Linked DNA regions of Homo sapiens: region 1 is linked to region 2. Evidence: chromatin loops called from intact Hi-C (ENCODE). Cell type or tissue: psoas muscle. All regions are shown on one strand.

Region 1 (8,000 bases), 660 kb after region 2:
GTTGTTGCCAGAAGGAATTCGGAATGTGTCTTCAGGGAGTCTGAAGGCCCAACAAGAAAACTAAAGAACGCAGGGCGATGGTTTGGTTTCTTCTTTTGAGTCCGAAGTTGTGACTTTGGGAGAGAAAAGAGACCCTGGGATTGCAACCTGGAAACTCTTCTTGGTGGGGCTGGAAAACAGCTTTTGCTGTTCTGGGATGTGTTCAGGAAACCAGAGCCAACAGTGTACCCAGGTGAGGAGAGGAGCAGTCCTCACATCTGAGAAGGAACCGTCTTTGGTGAGAATCAGGGACCCGTTGAAAATGATTCAAAATGGAAGCCTGGGGAGGGAAGAAACAAACCCAGATCAGCTACAGAATGGGATCCTCAGAGGACAGCGGGTGAGGTGTGCTCAGGAGGAAAGGGGAGAAGGTGCCCAGCGTCCTAGGTGAAAGGGCGAGAAAGGGGACCAAGGAGGGCCGGGTGACTTCCAAGGTCTGGATGCTTCCTAAGCACCTCCTCTACGCCAGGGAAACATGTCGTACAAAACCAGAGCTGGCCCGACCTGGAGCTCTCTCAGGCTGGAGGGATGCAGACCCTTCACATGTAACTGTGGGACCACATGGAGAGGCTCACCACACTGAGGAGAGGGGGTGGGGGGAAGGGCCCTGAAGAGCATTAGGCCAAGGCTTGATGATCCAAATTCAACCAGGTCAAAAATGCATGAGGAACAGCAGGTGGGGCGGCACAGAGGCCTCCTAGAGCCCACTGGGTTCAATGGGGAGGAAGCCTGGTGAGCCCTGTGTCTGAAAGCCAACAGAGCAAACTTGAAATGTCAACAAAAGCAAGGAATCTCATCCTACAGGCATCTCTGCAAAATGGCCAGAGAGAACCTGGTTTGAATATTGCAACAGAAGGGCTTTTGATGAGTAAAAAATTGAAAAGATCTAAAAGAATTAGAAAGAGCATACATACGCCTGTTTATAAAGTGCTGGACTTAATTCAATCTGACTACAATATTTCATTAAAGTTGATTCATTTTCTGGTGACTTCTCACTGAATCTATTAAAATGCATCTAAGCAATAACGTGACATCCCTTCAGAACCTGGGAGCCTGTTCCTTCCAAATGAATGGGCTGTGAATAAATCTCACTTTTCACCATGAAGTGTATGCTACGTATACATTGGTGTCGATGAGATAAGAACTATGTTCAGGCCACTGGAGGCATTTTGCAACTGAAAATTGATGTTTGGAGGGAGTGTCACCTGCACAGATGAGCTGATGGCTGCTTTCTGCTGGGGAGAAGAGGCAAGTGGGCAAGACCTGGGGGTGTCTGCGTGGGGAGAAATCAGTTGTCGGCATTTTAAATCTCTGGATAATGAGACACCAGATACCAGGGAAGGTGTCAGGTGTGAGGAGTGGTGTCAAGTGACTGCTAGAAACAGGTGTTAGTTACATAATAAATGAGTAATAAATATATAAACAAGATAATCACAGACTGCTTAGAGGTTTGAAGAACATAAACAGGGTCATGTGAGAGAAAGTCGGGCAGGGGCAGGCAGGGAAGATTGCTTGGAGGAGGTGATATTTAAAAGCTGGTATCTGCAGGATAAAAGTGGCCAGCCAAGGAGTGAAGGCAAAGCCATTCCTGGCCAAAAGAACATTCAGTGCAAAGGCTCTGGGAGAGGGAAAGAGACGGCTGTGTGCAAATGAAAGGCCATTGAGGTGGGGCACAGATAGGACACAAGACAACATGGAGACAGAAGAAAAGGCCAGGATTTGCAAGGAAAAAGGAAACTTTCATTTTTTTTCTTAGGCATTTTGGGAAGTAAAGATTTTAAGAAGTGCATTGACATGCTCCCATAGTATCAAGGAAACCAGTTCAGAGGTTGAAGTGAAAAATGACCTAGGGAGGGCACAGTAGAGAAGAAAGAAGTCAGTGATTGATGAAATACTTGAGACACAGAGTCCGATGGATATGGGAGTGAGGAAAAGGGAGTGCTCCATATTGATTTCCAGATTCTGGGCTTGACTGGGCAGGGAGTGGTACAGTTGACTGAAAGGACAAAGCCCAGGGTTGGTTTTTTTTTTGTTTTTTTGTTTTTTTGTTTTTTTGTTTTAAGGAGGCTAGGAAATAAGAATGAAGAATTCTGTTCTGATAGACATTTAGACTTCCAGGTGCAGAGGCCAAATATATGAATCTGGAGCTGGAGAGAGGTGTGGTGTGGATGTGTAAATTGGGGGTCATTATCATGTATTTGGTATTTATAGCAATAGGTCAGGATGAGGTCACCTAGGGAGAAAACATAGGCAATAAAGATGGCCCAATAATGAGAGGATGAACTGAAGGAGTGGAGGAGGCAAAGGAGATGGAGAAGGAGAAGCTGGGGGCAGGAAGGAAGCCAGGGGTGTGGCCTCTCGGCAGTCAGAAGAGAGGGTTTTATGAAGCGGGGCAGATGATCTCCTTTCAGATGCTACCAGGAAATCGAACAGGATGATGGACAACCACCCACTCATGCTTGGACTGGTGTGGATAGAAATCACTGGTGCCCTTGACAGGTGATTCAGGAGATCGGGGGGTGTGGAAGTTAGGCTAGAGAAATTTGCCAACTGAATGAGAGGCACTGAAACGCAGTGTGCACAGCCCTTTAAGAAGTTTTGCCATGACAGAAGCTGAGAAATGTGGCAGAAATTGAAAGGGCTTGGATACCCTGATTTCCTCTCTCAATAGTGCATCTGAGCACTTTCTAGAATAAATACCTACATCTTTGCATAATTTGTTTTGGAAGGGAGATGGAAGAAAGGGTTTTACTGTGTCGCCCAGGCTGTCGTGCAGTGGTGTAATCATAGCTCACTGTAGCCTCCATCTCCTGAGCTCAAGCAATCCTCCCGCCTCAGCCTCCCCATGTAGCCGAGACTCCAGGGGCACACCACCATACCTGGCTAATTTTTTAATTTTTTTCTGGAGACGGGGTCCTGTTATGTTGCTCAGGCTGTTCTGGAACTTGGGGACATAAGTGATCCTTTCCTCTCGGCCTCCCAAAATGCTGGGATTACAGGAGCGGGTCACTGTGCCCAGCCTGCATAATCATTCTTAATGGATACATGAACCTACGTATCATTTATGTACCCAGTGCCCTATTTTATAACCACCTGGCTTCCTTCCAGCTTTTCACTTTTTTATAAACACTGCCGCAGGAAAAACCCTTGTGTATGTATCCTTTTCACATTTGACCAAATATTTCTCTAGGATCAGCTTCTAGACATGGAATTTGAAAAGAGAAAAGGAAGGATGGGTATAACCTGGAGTTTCCTCATCTGACCATTCTCCAGTAACCTACCACTGAAGCCAAAATTACTCCCTCAATGAGCTGATTTGATTCTGTAGCTAAAGCGAAACCTGGAAAACAAGCTCCTGGTTTTTAGTTGGAAGCCACTAAGATAAAGAAAACAGAAGTATTCAGACTATTAGAAGCTCAAGGCACATTCTAGCAGGTTTTTCTTTTCTTCCTTCCTGTGGAATGTTTTCCCACTTATTCCTTCTTACTCTTCGACTGGTACCTTCCCTGCCCAGGTTCCGTCTGTCTGTCTGCCTGCCTCTCTCCCCACTTCTACCCTTTATGCCTGGCTCCTATATATACAGCAATCCCTCAGGCATCCCCGGCAATTCCTCTAATTTTAGTTTCCCCTTGTAAATATGTCTGAATAGTTTCAGTGAATGATTAAGCTGAGACCAGATGTATACATATTGACCTATATTCAGCAACGTGTATGAAAGGCTTGCTGCTTTCAAAGAGCTCTTTTAGGTGACAAATAACAGAGAGGAAGGGGCATTTTCCCTTTAGGTGAGGAGAGAAGAGAAAGATGGTTGACAGCCTTATGCAGCATAGAGAATGTCTCTAGACCAGGAAATATCCGTCACCTAGCACCGTCTGCCTTCTCCTTACTATCCTGGCCGTTTGCATCAAATATGTCTTTAAAAATGAGGCAGGTGAGTTTCACAGATGTCCATGACTGTCTTTAACTGTTCTTGGTTTACACACAGGTGGGAGTCTTTAGTCCTTGTGCTGATGTATCTTATCTACATTGTCATCATGAAGTAAGTAAAATTTTTCATTTCTTATCCAAAACTGTTTCTTGCATTCCACATTATGTGATGATGTGGGAAGAGGATTGGGGTGGGTATCTGACTGGTTTTTCAGTGTGTATCATCACAGTCACTTGGCTCCCTGCCAGACTGTTGTGAGTCACTGTAATTTTGATTAGTATCAATTGTAGTGACCCTTCCAGCCCATATTTGATGATAGACTCAAAGCTTCAGTGTTTCACTTGAGAACTCTCTAGAACCCCTAATCTCTCTTCAGGATCTGGCAGCTCTGGGAGGTTTCTTCACTCTCTTTCTTAACACAAAGGAGATAAAACTCAATATGTTACACTGCTATAGAGGGTGAGAGAAGATGCAAGGTAGTCTACTCAATATGGCAGCCAACATGAGCCAGCCATCCGGTGGTCTGTGTAGACCCAGTCTCTAGGGCTTGCTTGTGAAGGGAATTCCTAGGGTAGGACCTTCATCAAACATATCCTGGCATGGAGTTATCATGAGGTAACTGATGAAGAGTTAGTTAAGAGACAGCTGAAATCATGGATCAAATATCTGTGGACTTCCATTATTTATATGGTATTAGTCATCCACTGCTGCATAACAAACCATCCCAAAACTTAGTGGCTTAAAAGCACAAACATGTATTATCTCACACATTGTCTGAGAGTTAGGAACCCAGGAGCAGCTTAACTGCAAGGTTCTGGCTCAGAGTCTCTCATGAGTTTGCAGCCAGAGCTGCCATCATGTACTGGACTGGTGTGGGAGAACCTGCCTTCAAGCGATGCTGGCTCTTGACTGGCGGGCTGTTTCTCACCACATGGGCTCCTCCCTAGAGCTGCTTGAGTGGCTTCCTCCAGAGCAAGTGGTTCAAGACAGAGAGCAAGAAGGGCCCTGCAGCACCTTTTATAATATCCCAGAAGTCACACGCCATTACTTCTACCATATTCTGTTTATTAGAAGCGAGTCACTAAGTCCAGTCCACACTCAAGGGGCTGGCATCACTTAGTGAAGGGAAAAATGTCAAAGAACTGTTGAGGTATTTTAAAACCACCATGTTATGACATATGTTCTTTTCCCTCCTGGAGTTGGGGTAGCTTATTTATATCAAGAATTTGCCAGGCGCAGTGGCTCATGCCTGTAATCTCAGCACTTTGGGAGGCCAAGGTGAGTGGATCACTTGAAATCAGGAGTTCGTGACCAGCCTGGCCAACATGGTGAAACCCCATCTCTACTAAAAATACAAAAATTAGCCAGGCGTGGTGGCGTGCGCCTGTAATCCCAGCTACTTGGGAGGAGGCAGGAGAATCGCTGGAACCCGGGAGGCAGAGGTTGCAATGAGCTGAGATCGCGCCACCACTCCAGCCTGGGTGACAGAGCGAGACTCCATCTCATTAAAAAATAAAAATAAATAAGAATTGTATGACCAATGTTTCCCATGCTGTAAGTTAAATGTAAGCACCATGGTGGTAAGCCTGCTGGTTCATCTTTTTGCCAGGCACCACTGGGATGAGGAGGTTATAAAGAATGCAGAGATGTTCTGTGCTGCAACTGCCCAACCCCGTGGGAGCTGCTGCTTTTCCTCTAAATTAGCCCATGTTTCCCCAACATATGTAGCCGTAGGAGTGACTGCCTTCTCTAGGGGCAAGAAAGTAGAAATCCATCAACAATGGCCAGTTTGGACATATCAGGTGGCAGTCTGGAACTGACACATTAAGGTTTCTTATTGTTGAGGCCTGACAAAAGTTAATTCTGGTGACCAGTGACTGAGACACTTGTTGAGAGAAATCAACACGGACATTGGCAAATATCACAGGAGCAATGAAGGTAGAAGCTGGCTTGGCCAGTGCCCAGGGTGGGCTGTAGGCAATCTGCTGCCAGTCTACTCAATATGGGGGCCAACATTTGTGAGGGGAGCCATCCAATGGTTACTGTAGACCCCACATCTGGAGCTTAGTGGAGAAGGGCATTCCTAGAGTAGGACCTTAGTCATACATATCCTGGTACCATAAGGTAACTAATGAAGAAACCAGAAGTTACACACCGTAGAACTAATCATTTAAAAATACCAATAGATGAGCTGTCATGAAAACCAGAGTTGATCCAAAGCCTTTCCAAACTTTCCAGCCCCCAAAGGAAAAGCCTTTAAAGATCAGAGTACCCATCTTATGCCTCTTTGTCTCAAAGAGCAAAACTATATAGCAAATCAGTGCCAAAGTGGGGAAGCCTCAAACTACTGTCTGTGTGTGTACTCACACATCTTCCTTTGCTGTTTTCTAGTGCATCGTTTCAATTTTTTAACATTTTGAGGCTCTAATTGAGCTCCCAAAAGTGGATTAGTTGATTATTCTGGAAGAATCGCCACACAGTGTCTGCTCTATGCCCAACATTAATCTTGGGTCTTGAATCTTAATTTTCATGAAAGTATGTTTCAAAATGAATTCACTAAGGGCTTCAGAGAGTTAAGTATTCTTCAAAAACAGATGTGGCCAGAGAGAAGAAGACTTGAGGAATTTTGCTGGCATGCATCTTATAGCCACTGCTCCCCTTTTCCAAGCCACCTTGAAGCCCATGAGTCGCTGGCAGGACACGTGTACAGTAAGATAGTACAGCGAACACATCCTCTCCTCTTCCCCAAACCGTACCAAATGTGGAAGCTAATGAGGTGTGTTTCTGCTGATGCCTCACTTTTACCAACATTCCAGCTGTTCAAACCAGCAGGATACAAATAAAACTGGGAATGGAAGCTACTGTGCTCATGAAATTTTCTGCATAAATTCTGGTCCTAAGTTCTAAATTGAAATCTCTGCTCTTTAGCCATCCCCCTCTGCAATCAGAGGCTTTAATCATTGGGTTTTATCAAATCTGATTTATAAAATTGCATGCTTCACAATAAAATAGCTTCAGGGTGCAAGCACAAAATTTAAAACATTCAATTAAAAATATAAAACAGCAACAGTAGTTAAGAAAAAAAACAGCATATATTAGAATCGTCAGCTGCCTCCTAGGTGGAGAGTTTTTAAATGACTTTAAACATTCTATCTGAAGGTCAAAAAGCAATTTCAGATTGTCCAGTTAGGTAGAAACCTTCAAGGAGCATAAAGCATGCCTGGCCTTGGCAAGGATTGCTTTCTGTACATCCCAGGTCACTGCTCTAGGATTTGTTCCCCAGATGGGGTATGTGTGCTGGTGGTTAAGAACCAGTGCCTCACATTCAGCCCTGACAGCAGAGCCCCCTGCCACTGACAGTCATGGGACCTCAGCCAAGTTCTTCAGCCATCTTGAATCTCAGTTTCCTCTTCTGCAAAACAAGATTAATAATAATTTCTACTATTATTATATATATTCCATGAGAACGGAATGTGACAGCTTAGTTAAGCTGTCAAGCTAAGTTAAGCTTAGTTTAACCTGGTATCCAGTTTTGAGAAAGCCCTCACTGTATAGTATTATTATCCTGTTCTCTAAACCCTGATAAATGTATAATACATGAGTTTGCTTTTGTACTTTAAAAGCAAAACCTAATCACTGGGCACTGTAGTGCATGCCTGTGATCCCAGCTATTCAGAAAGCTGGAGCGAGAGGATTGCTTGAAGCCAGGAGTTTGAGACTAACCTCAGCAACATAGCAAGACCCCGTTCCAAAAAAAAAAAAAAAAGCAAACCTTTATGCAAGTCAGTATTTCTTTCAGGGAAATGGAGTCTAAGTCAAGATGACAGAAACACTGCCTCTTTCCCTGTCGCTCTACAGGGCAAGGCATCCTTGTCGAATCTAGAAAGTGTGGAGGCCTTTTCACTAACAGGAATTTTGAATATATACAGGAGTCTGCAGAATAGTACGATGAACCCCATGCATTCGTCACCACCCCCAGCAACCATCAACCCACAGTTGCCCCATCCACACCCTATTCACTTCCCTTTTCTCC
Region 2 (8,000 bases):
TCAGTTCCGACTCTAACTTGTGATCTCTTGCAGAAGGGGAATGTCCTTCCCTATACAGGGCAGTCATTTGGGGGATGACTGATCTATGGTTGGAAAAGCACAAACTTACATGCAGCTCTCTCAAAAATCACAGTAGTTTTGGAATCAGGGGAGTGGCTTGTGTATAAAGCAGTGTGACCTGCCAGAGAGCAAAGGGCATGAGTCTTTGACCCTTTCAGGCCTGCATTCAGATCTAAGCTCAGAAAACCCTGGCTGGATCCTTAACCTCTAGAAATCCTCAGTTCGTTGACAGCAGCACCTCCTTGTACAGTGGGGGTGAAGCATAAATGAAATAACAGCTCTTACAACCCAAGCACCTCTTAGGCATTCACCAGTGATTGGTTCCCCTCCCCTCTTTCTCCCTTCCTCCCCCAAGTTGAAAGATGAGTCCAGCAAAGGAGACTGAACGTCAAGAACTATTTGGGTTTCCACTCGGCTTGGTCATTCCTTCCTCTTTCCTGTCACGGTAAACCATGGATCCTGTTGCTTGCTTTGGGTATTTCCTTTCTGTAAGCTCCAGTGACACATAATATTTATCATTATTTTTTCTCCTTATGTATTTACTGCTTTTTAAGCTAATCTCTTTTGAGGGTGGGGACAGCATTACCTCATAGTTTCTAAGCATCTTTCTGGGCACGTTATAGGTGTTCAATAAATATAATTTATTTCAATTATTCTTCCAGTGATAACTACAACCTCTCAAACAGGATTGAATATGCAAGGTATATGCCCCTAGAAATGGAATAAGTTCTCTCAGATCCTATGCTTGCAAATGGAATAGCTGTCGTTAGATGACGGTGTGGTACTGCGGAATGCCATTGAACTTGTTTGGCTCCTCATCAGGCATAGGGACTGATACAATACTATCCACTTGACCTGCTACAGAGGAAAAAGACCCTTTACCAAAACTACCTTGTAAAGCATTTAGCTAATCATCGATTATCTGCATATTCTCTGATTTCTCTGGCCAGTCTTTTTCCCGCCCACTGCTTGTTGTTTTAAATGACATCATTGCACCCCTTTCTTCGTTTACATTCTACTCGCATATTCAAATAGCTCTTCCTAGTCCATGACTCTTACTTTCTTATTAGAATGCTCACCTGAGCGCACTTACCTTTTAGGGTTGGAGGCTTTCCCCTCTCCTTTTAGTTTCATGAATCATTTGCTAAGATTCTGCTTGCTGTGGAATAAATGCTTAATTAATCAATACAGTAGCAGTCTTTCATTTTTTTTCCCCAAGAAAACTGCAGAATTTGCTGGTCGGAAAGCTACAGCCATTCTCCACTGGGAGGCTGTTTACCTTTCTTAACATTGGAACTGAGCAAAATGGAGCTAGAGAGAGAATTTTAACATGAGTGTGACATTGGTTTCCTCACTGTTCTCTCAGGACAGCTTTGTGTGGGTTCATGAGACACAACTGTAATTATTTTCTAGAGCATGATATAAGATTAGGATTACCAGGAAAACCTCTCTGCCCTTCCAAGTACAGCTTTCCAAGTTTTGGGGGTGAGAAGGTGTGTGTAACATAAGTGTGTGTGAGGGGAGGGTAAAATGTAAGAGCAGAAGTCTATGTTTGCCCACAGGGGCATCTGGGGTCTTTTTCTCACCCAGCCATCCTTAGAGTTCTGAAGTCTGAGCCCGTCTACACTTGCTTCTTCCTTGGGACATTATCTCCAAGCAGAGAAACAGAATCTGCTCGCCATGTGTGAAAGCACAAACATCTTTTGAGTGGTGCCAAGCAGAAAGGCCTGGCTCTGAAATCCTTCCTGCTGAAAGGAGGGAGGGCCAGTGAAAACTATTAATGGGGATAACAATATCTGATGCCATTTGGTGACTGGCCTAGGGGTTTTATATGCATTATACCCAAGCCTCCCTTACCGTCCTATCCTGCTTACCTATTGCTGTGTAACAAACCTTGCCAAGACTTAGTGGCTAAAAACGATTATTGCCTTATATCTCATGATTTGTGGGTCAGAAATTCAGACCAAGCTCAGCTGGTGATTCTTTTACATCACACCTGTCACTCTGTGTCATTTGGTCCCACTCAGCTGGTGGATGGACTCCTGTGGATGACCCACATGGCTTTGTCTCATGCTTGGTCCCTTGGCAGGGATGGCTGGAAGGCTGGGCACAGCTGGACAGTCACCCAGAGAACCTACACACGGCCTCTTCAACAGGTGGCCTCGGGGAAGTCAGACTTTTTCCTCAGGGGCTCTGGACTCCCAGAAAGAATGTTCCAAGAGCTGCAGAAGAAAACTGCGAGTCCTCTGGCATTGTCCTGAAATTCTCACAACATCTCTCTGGCATATTCTCTTGGTCAAGCAAGTCACAAAAGGAAGCCTTGATACCGGGATGGGAATTAGGTCCCACCTCCCAACAGAAGGAGTAAAATGAGAAGGAAATAATATGTGGCCACCATCCTCTACCTCATCTGCTTTACATTCTCTTTCCTGTACCATGTATCACCCAACTTACTGTAAATTTACTTATTTATTAGGGTTACTGCTTATTGTTAATCTGTCCATACTTGAATATAAGCTACATGAGGGCAAGGATCAGTGTCCGTATTATTCACTAATGTATCTTAAACACCTAGAAATAGCGTCTGGCAGTGTGGCGATTCCTCAAAGATCTAGAAGCAGAAATACCATTTGTCCCAGCAATCCCATTACTGGGTATATACCCAAAGGAATATAAATCATTCTATTATAAAGATACATGCAAGTGTATGGTCACTGCAGCACTATTCACAATAGCAAAGACGTGGAGTCAACCCAAATGCACTTAATGACAGACTGGATAAAGAAAATGTGGTACACATATACCATGGAACACTATGCAGCCATAAAAAGGAATGAGATCATGTCCTTTGCAGGTACATAGGTGGAGCTGGAAGCCATTACCCTCAGCAAACTAATTCAGGAACAGAAAACCAAGCATCTCATGTTCTCACTTATAAGTGAGAGCTGAATGAGGAGAACACATGGACATATGGGGAAACAGCACACATTGGGACCTGTCGTGGGGGTCCCACGATAAGAAACTGAGGCACAGAGAGGTTAAATCACTTGTTCAAAGTCACATAGCTAGTGAGTGGCAGAGCCAGAATGTGAGCTCAGGTCTCTCTGATGTGGTTTTGTAGGTCAGAACCTAATGGTAAATTCGGCAGAGGAGAGAACAAGCAAAAAATGGTAACTGTGGCCTCTTCTTGGCCCTGGATCCATGGTTCTCCCTTGAAATGACTTATCTCACACACTGGCTTTGCCTTTTTTTTTTTTTTTTTTCCCAGAAAGACATGTGGGGAGAAAGCAAATGTGGGACTGCTGGATTGCTGTGGAAGATCGAGTGGGGGTGAGCTTGTTGCTTCTCTCTCAGTGCTGCTGGCACCAATAGACAATATAGGACTCTTGGAAGTAAAAAAGTTCTTCGTTTGATTGTGAAATCAAGCCAGGCCAAATGGGGATCAGCAGCAAATCAGCTTTCTGCATTCCTGTTGAGTAATTCTATGTGCTGGCCTCCTGGCTATATTTAGAAGCAATTCATGGTCTCTATCTTTGCTAAGGAGATGGTACAACCCAGGGGACGATGTCTCTGAAGCCACCCCATGCAGGCAGAGCTTGACGTCTGCAGTCATACCTTTCCTGTCGCCCCGCCCCCTCTTCTCCCATTGCAAATGTCAAGCTTCCCAGCATCTCCGAGGAGAAGTTAACCTCCCTGGACACTTATTTTGTTGCCTCTAGAGTTACTTCAGTGAAATGACCTCATATTACCTTGAGATCTTTTCCCTCTAAATATGAGTATTTGGGTGCACGTGATTTCCTTCAGGAGGGAGGGTCAGCATCCTGGCAGTTGAAGTTCTCTGCAGTTTGTCATCTGTTCTCCTTCTCTCTAGCTCTGGGAGACCCCTCCCTCACTGGATTCTTTACTACAATGCTGCAGCCTTCTGTGTGGTCTGACTTTGAAGTGCTGTTGCCAGTTGGTGATACTGGAACCTTGGGGGAACAGGCTTGGCAAAACAGAGCTGGGTGATTCCAGGTGGATGATGGAAACCATGGCCTAGTGGGGTTGTGTTGTAGCTGGGTTAGCAAAGACAATTCGTGGAAGGTAGCAGAAAGATATTTTAAGATGGAGGGTGGGATCCAGAAAACCAATGATTGGAGGCACAATTAGGTTAGGAACTAGAAGCAGCTAACCATAGGATCAGGGATTAGAACAGATCTGAGGTCCCAGGACAAGGCTAGTTCATTCATGGACTCATTCTCCCAGCAATATTTACTGAGTGTGTAACATGTGTCCCACATTGTGCTAGCTCTGAGAATACAGGGATGAGCCAAACAGTCATGCTCTTCCCCTCGTGGTAAAATCTAGCAGCAGAGGCTGCGGGGAAACAGGCTGATGGATACATGTACAATTGCACATGCGATGTGCATGAGAGAGAGATGGAAGGGGCATCTCAGGGGAGGCCTTCTGTCCTGGGGAGAACTAAGAGGGGTGGGAGAACAGTGTTCTTACAAAGGAAAAGGCACTTGAGGTGGCTGTGATGGTGATAAGAGTTTGGCATGTTTAAGAAATTGAGCCAAGGCTTCAGGGAGAGGCAGATATTATAGGCAAGAGTGGGGGCTCCTGGCAGAGTGGCACCTTAGTCAGGTTTTAAGGGGCCAGTAGTTCATAACCCAATAACTTCTTAAATATGTCGTGCAGTTTCTGACTATCTATGGAGAAAACACTTCTGTGCTCACCCTTCCATACTTCTGGAAGCCTCTTCCAGGAAGTCCCTCTGGATTTCCCTGCTAAAATGAGCCACTACAGAATTCTTCACTGAATGCTGCACACTCATAGCACCAGTAACCCGTTCTATCCTTAAAGAAAGGGCTGAGTGTTTCTTCATCTTTGCATCCCCAAAGCACAGAATAGGGCCAGGCACATCATATATGTGCAGTAAATAATTATGAATGAAGGGTGTTTCAAGGATTATGGCTGCATTATAAAGCTTAGCAGCCTAAGACAACCATTTTATCATGCTCACAGATCCCGGAGCTCAGGAATTCAGACAGTGTCTAGCAAGAGTGTTATGTGTCTGCTTTGTGATATTCAGGGCCTTGGCTGAAAAGAAGAATCCATGTCTAGGTAAGGCTCGGTGGCTGGGAACTGGAATTATCTGGAGGGTCTTCCCTCACCCATGTGGCTGTTGATGCTGGCTGTGGGCTGGGACCTTAGCTAGGGCTGTGTGTTAGTCCATTTTCATGCTGCTGATAAAGACATACCCAAGACTGGGTAATTCATAAGGAAAAAGCGGTTTAATGGACTCACGGTTCCACGTGGCTGGGGAGGCATCACAATCATGGTGGAAGGTCAAAGGCACATCTTGCACAGTGGCAGACAAGACAGAATGCGAGCCAAGTGAAAGGGGAAGCCCCTTACAAAATCATCAGATCTCATGAGACTTATTCACTATCAGAAGAACAGTATGAGGGCAATCTCCCCTAAGATTCAATTATCTCCCACCAGATCCCTCCCACAACATGTGAGAATTATGGGAGCTACAATTCAAGATGAGATTTGGGTGGGGCACAGCCAAGCCATAACAGGCTGTCAACTAGAACATCTACACATGGCCTCCCCATGAGGTCTGTGCTTCCTCACAATATGAAGGTCTTGGGGTAGTTGGGCTCCTTAGGCAACAGCTCAGGGCCTCAAAGTCAAGGGCCCCTACAGCACCTGATAATGGAAGCTGCATGGGCTTTTTGGACCCTATCTTAGATGTCAGCTGATGTCACCAGTACCATGTTCTCCTGGCTATAAGTGAGTCACAAGCCCACCCAGATGTAGACTCCACCTCTTCATGGAGGGGTGGGGTTTCCACTGTGCTAGCATCCCTGGCAGGTAAATTGGAGTACATTAATTCAGGTGTATCTAAACTGTGTTCTGTGGAGTGCTGTTAGGACCCTTCCTGGAGGAGCATGCGAGGCTCATCAGGCCAGGAGGAGGAAAGGAAGCCCAGGTGTCCCCACGAAGGACTTGCAGGCCCTAGAGGACAGGGTGCTTTTCAGGCTCTGTCTGCCTTCAAGCAAGGGAAGAGGCCTGGTGTGGGGTCCAGCAGAGGAACAGAAAGCCTTTCAGAGTGACGAGATTGCACAATGGGGACGGGGAAGGACAGTGCTGAGACATCAGCTGCATATCCTGCTGCGACCTCAGGGGTGGGGGCTGGAGGCAGATGCCTGTGTGCCTGCTACATGGCTCCGCTGGGGAGGGGCAGGTGAGGGCTCTGTGCTCAGTCCTGGCAGCCACTCACATCATAGCCTTGGACAAACGCAGTGACCTCGTTGTGTCTGAGTCCATCAGAGAGAGGCAGCATTGAGAAGATGAGCTGGGAAGGGCTGGGACTGCTAATCCTGGCTTCCCGGGCTCCATATCGGCCCCAACACTCAGTCAGAGCTCCAGGGGTGGAGGTTGGTCTGAGTGCAGAGACAAGCCTTTCCTGGGATGAGGCTGCATTTATGGATTTATGGGGCTGGACCTGCAATTGAGCTCAGAGCCTGGAGCTTGGCTGCATTTCTTTGCTGTCATCATGGTTCCTGCCAGCCCACTTTTTAAAAATTAGAACAAAATTCACGTAACAAAATTCACCGTTAACCATCACTGTCATCTAATCCTAGAACATTTTCCTCACTCCATAAAGGAATGCTGTCCTCATTAACACTCACTCCCCACACCTCCTGGCCCTCAGCCCTGGCCACCTGCTGGCTCTTTGGGCCTGCCTATTCTGAGCATTTCCTGTAAGTGGAATCGCACATGTGTCAGCCACATTTTTGCTCCTGATGTGGGTGTGACAACCATCTCAGGGCAGGGGTAATCTGGCCTCACGTCCCCTTGCTGTATCCGTGTCCCTCTGAGAGATGGGACAGTCCTTGACCAATGGGGGACAGAGCTGGGGAGGATGGCACTCCCCTCCTCTCCATCTCAGGTGGCCAATTCACAGGCGCAATGTGCACAGGTTCTCCAAGGAGCCCATCGGGAAGGAGCTCTGCTGGCTCGCGGCGTGACCAGTTCAATAAAGCCTCTTTAGGTTGACTTTGTTCCCTCTCATCCCTGCCAATCCTGTTCCATGAGATCACCAGCACTGCCTCCCCAAACCACAGCATGAAAAGTAGCAAAAATTACTTCTTGTACGCAAGTCCTATCTCAGATTCTGCTTTTTATTGGGGATGGGGCAAATTACACCAGTGTCCAAGAGAGGAAAACACCCAGAAAAGGACTTTGCAGCCTTTGTAAGTGGCTGTTCAGGTCCCTATTGATGTGGAAGGGGCCCGGCAGTCAGAGTCTGATTTGCACCCAGCTGTGTCTCTCAGGTGATTTTCCCCAGCACTTAGCTCCTCTATGCCTCAGTTTACCTGTCTGTAAAACGGGGATAATGACCTGTTCTACCCTACAAGGATGCTGGGAAGGTTAAATGAGATCTTGTATGACAAGTGCTGTGCACGGGTCCTGGGAGGCAGCAAATGCTATCGTGATTACTGGGCCCCTTTAGCTCAAAAATTCTGAGTGCAAGGGATCTCCAGCCTAGTCTTACTTCAGCACTCCCAGGACCCAACACTCCAGACCTGTACCGTCCAGTCAGGAGCTACTGGCCATGTGTGGCCCTTTAAATGTTGATTGCTTGAAATTAAATAAAGTAACAAATTCAGTTCCTGGGTAGCAGTGGCACATTTCAAGCGCTCAATGGGCCCATAAGGTTGGCGGCTCCCTCACTGCACGACACAGGTGTCGAGCATTTCCATCATCAAAGCAAGTTCTTTCAAACAATGCTGCTCCCACTGCTTGGAGCTGTTCATTCTTCAAGAAATATATATTTTCTTTTCATTCCTCCATGACCTTGTTCATGGTCTTCCTTTCACCTGAGTGGCCCGTCCACTCCCAAAATCTCACCAGCCATCTGGAAAGGGTGGCGCCCCCTGGGCCCT

Evidence for each region. Hi-C counts contacts between places; a loop is a spot of excess contacts. Peaks named below come from ENCODE experiments on the same cell type or tissue, not always from the same donor. Only the 100,000 strongest peaks of a DNase experiment are listed, where the experiment ranks them.
Region 1: it touches region 2 in a loop (20-fold over the local background); 1 of 110 quality-filtered maps calls a loop at or near these places.

The regions. Positions count from the first base shown.
Region 1 is chr20:19,669,577-19,677,576 of GRCh38, forward strand. SLC24A3 (solute carrier family 24 member 3) reads left to right here. Exons shown (of 17, transcript NM_020689.4): 9 at 4,025-4,078. Among named protein-coding and RNA genes, the nearest start is that of RIN2, 85 kb to the right of the region's middle. In psoas muscle, no CTCF peak of the experiment used is centred here; no DNase peak of the experiment used is centred here.
Region 2 is chr20:19,009,298-19,017,297 of GRCh38, forward strand. No RefSeq gene overlaps it. Among named protein-coding and RNA genes, the nearest start is that of SCP2D1-AS1, 180 kb to the left of the region's middle. In psoas muscle, no CTCF peak of the experiment used is centred here; DNase peaks (open chromatin) are centred at 3,670 and 6,244.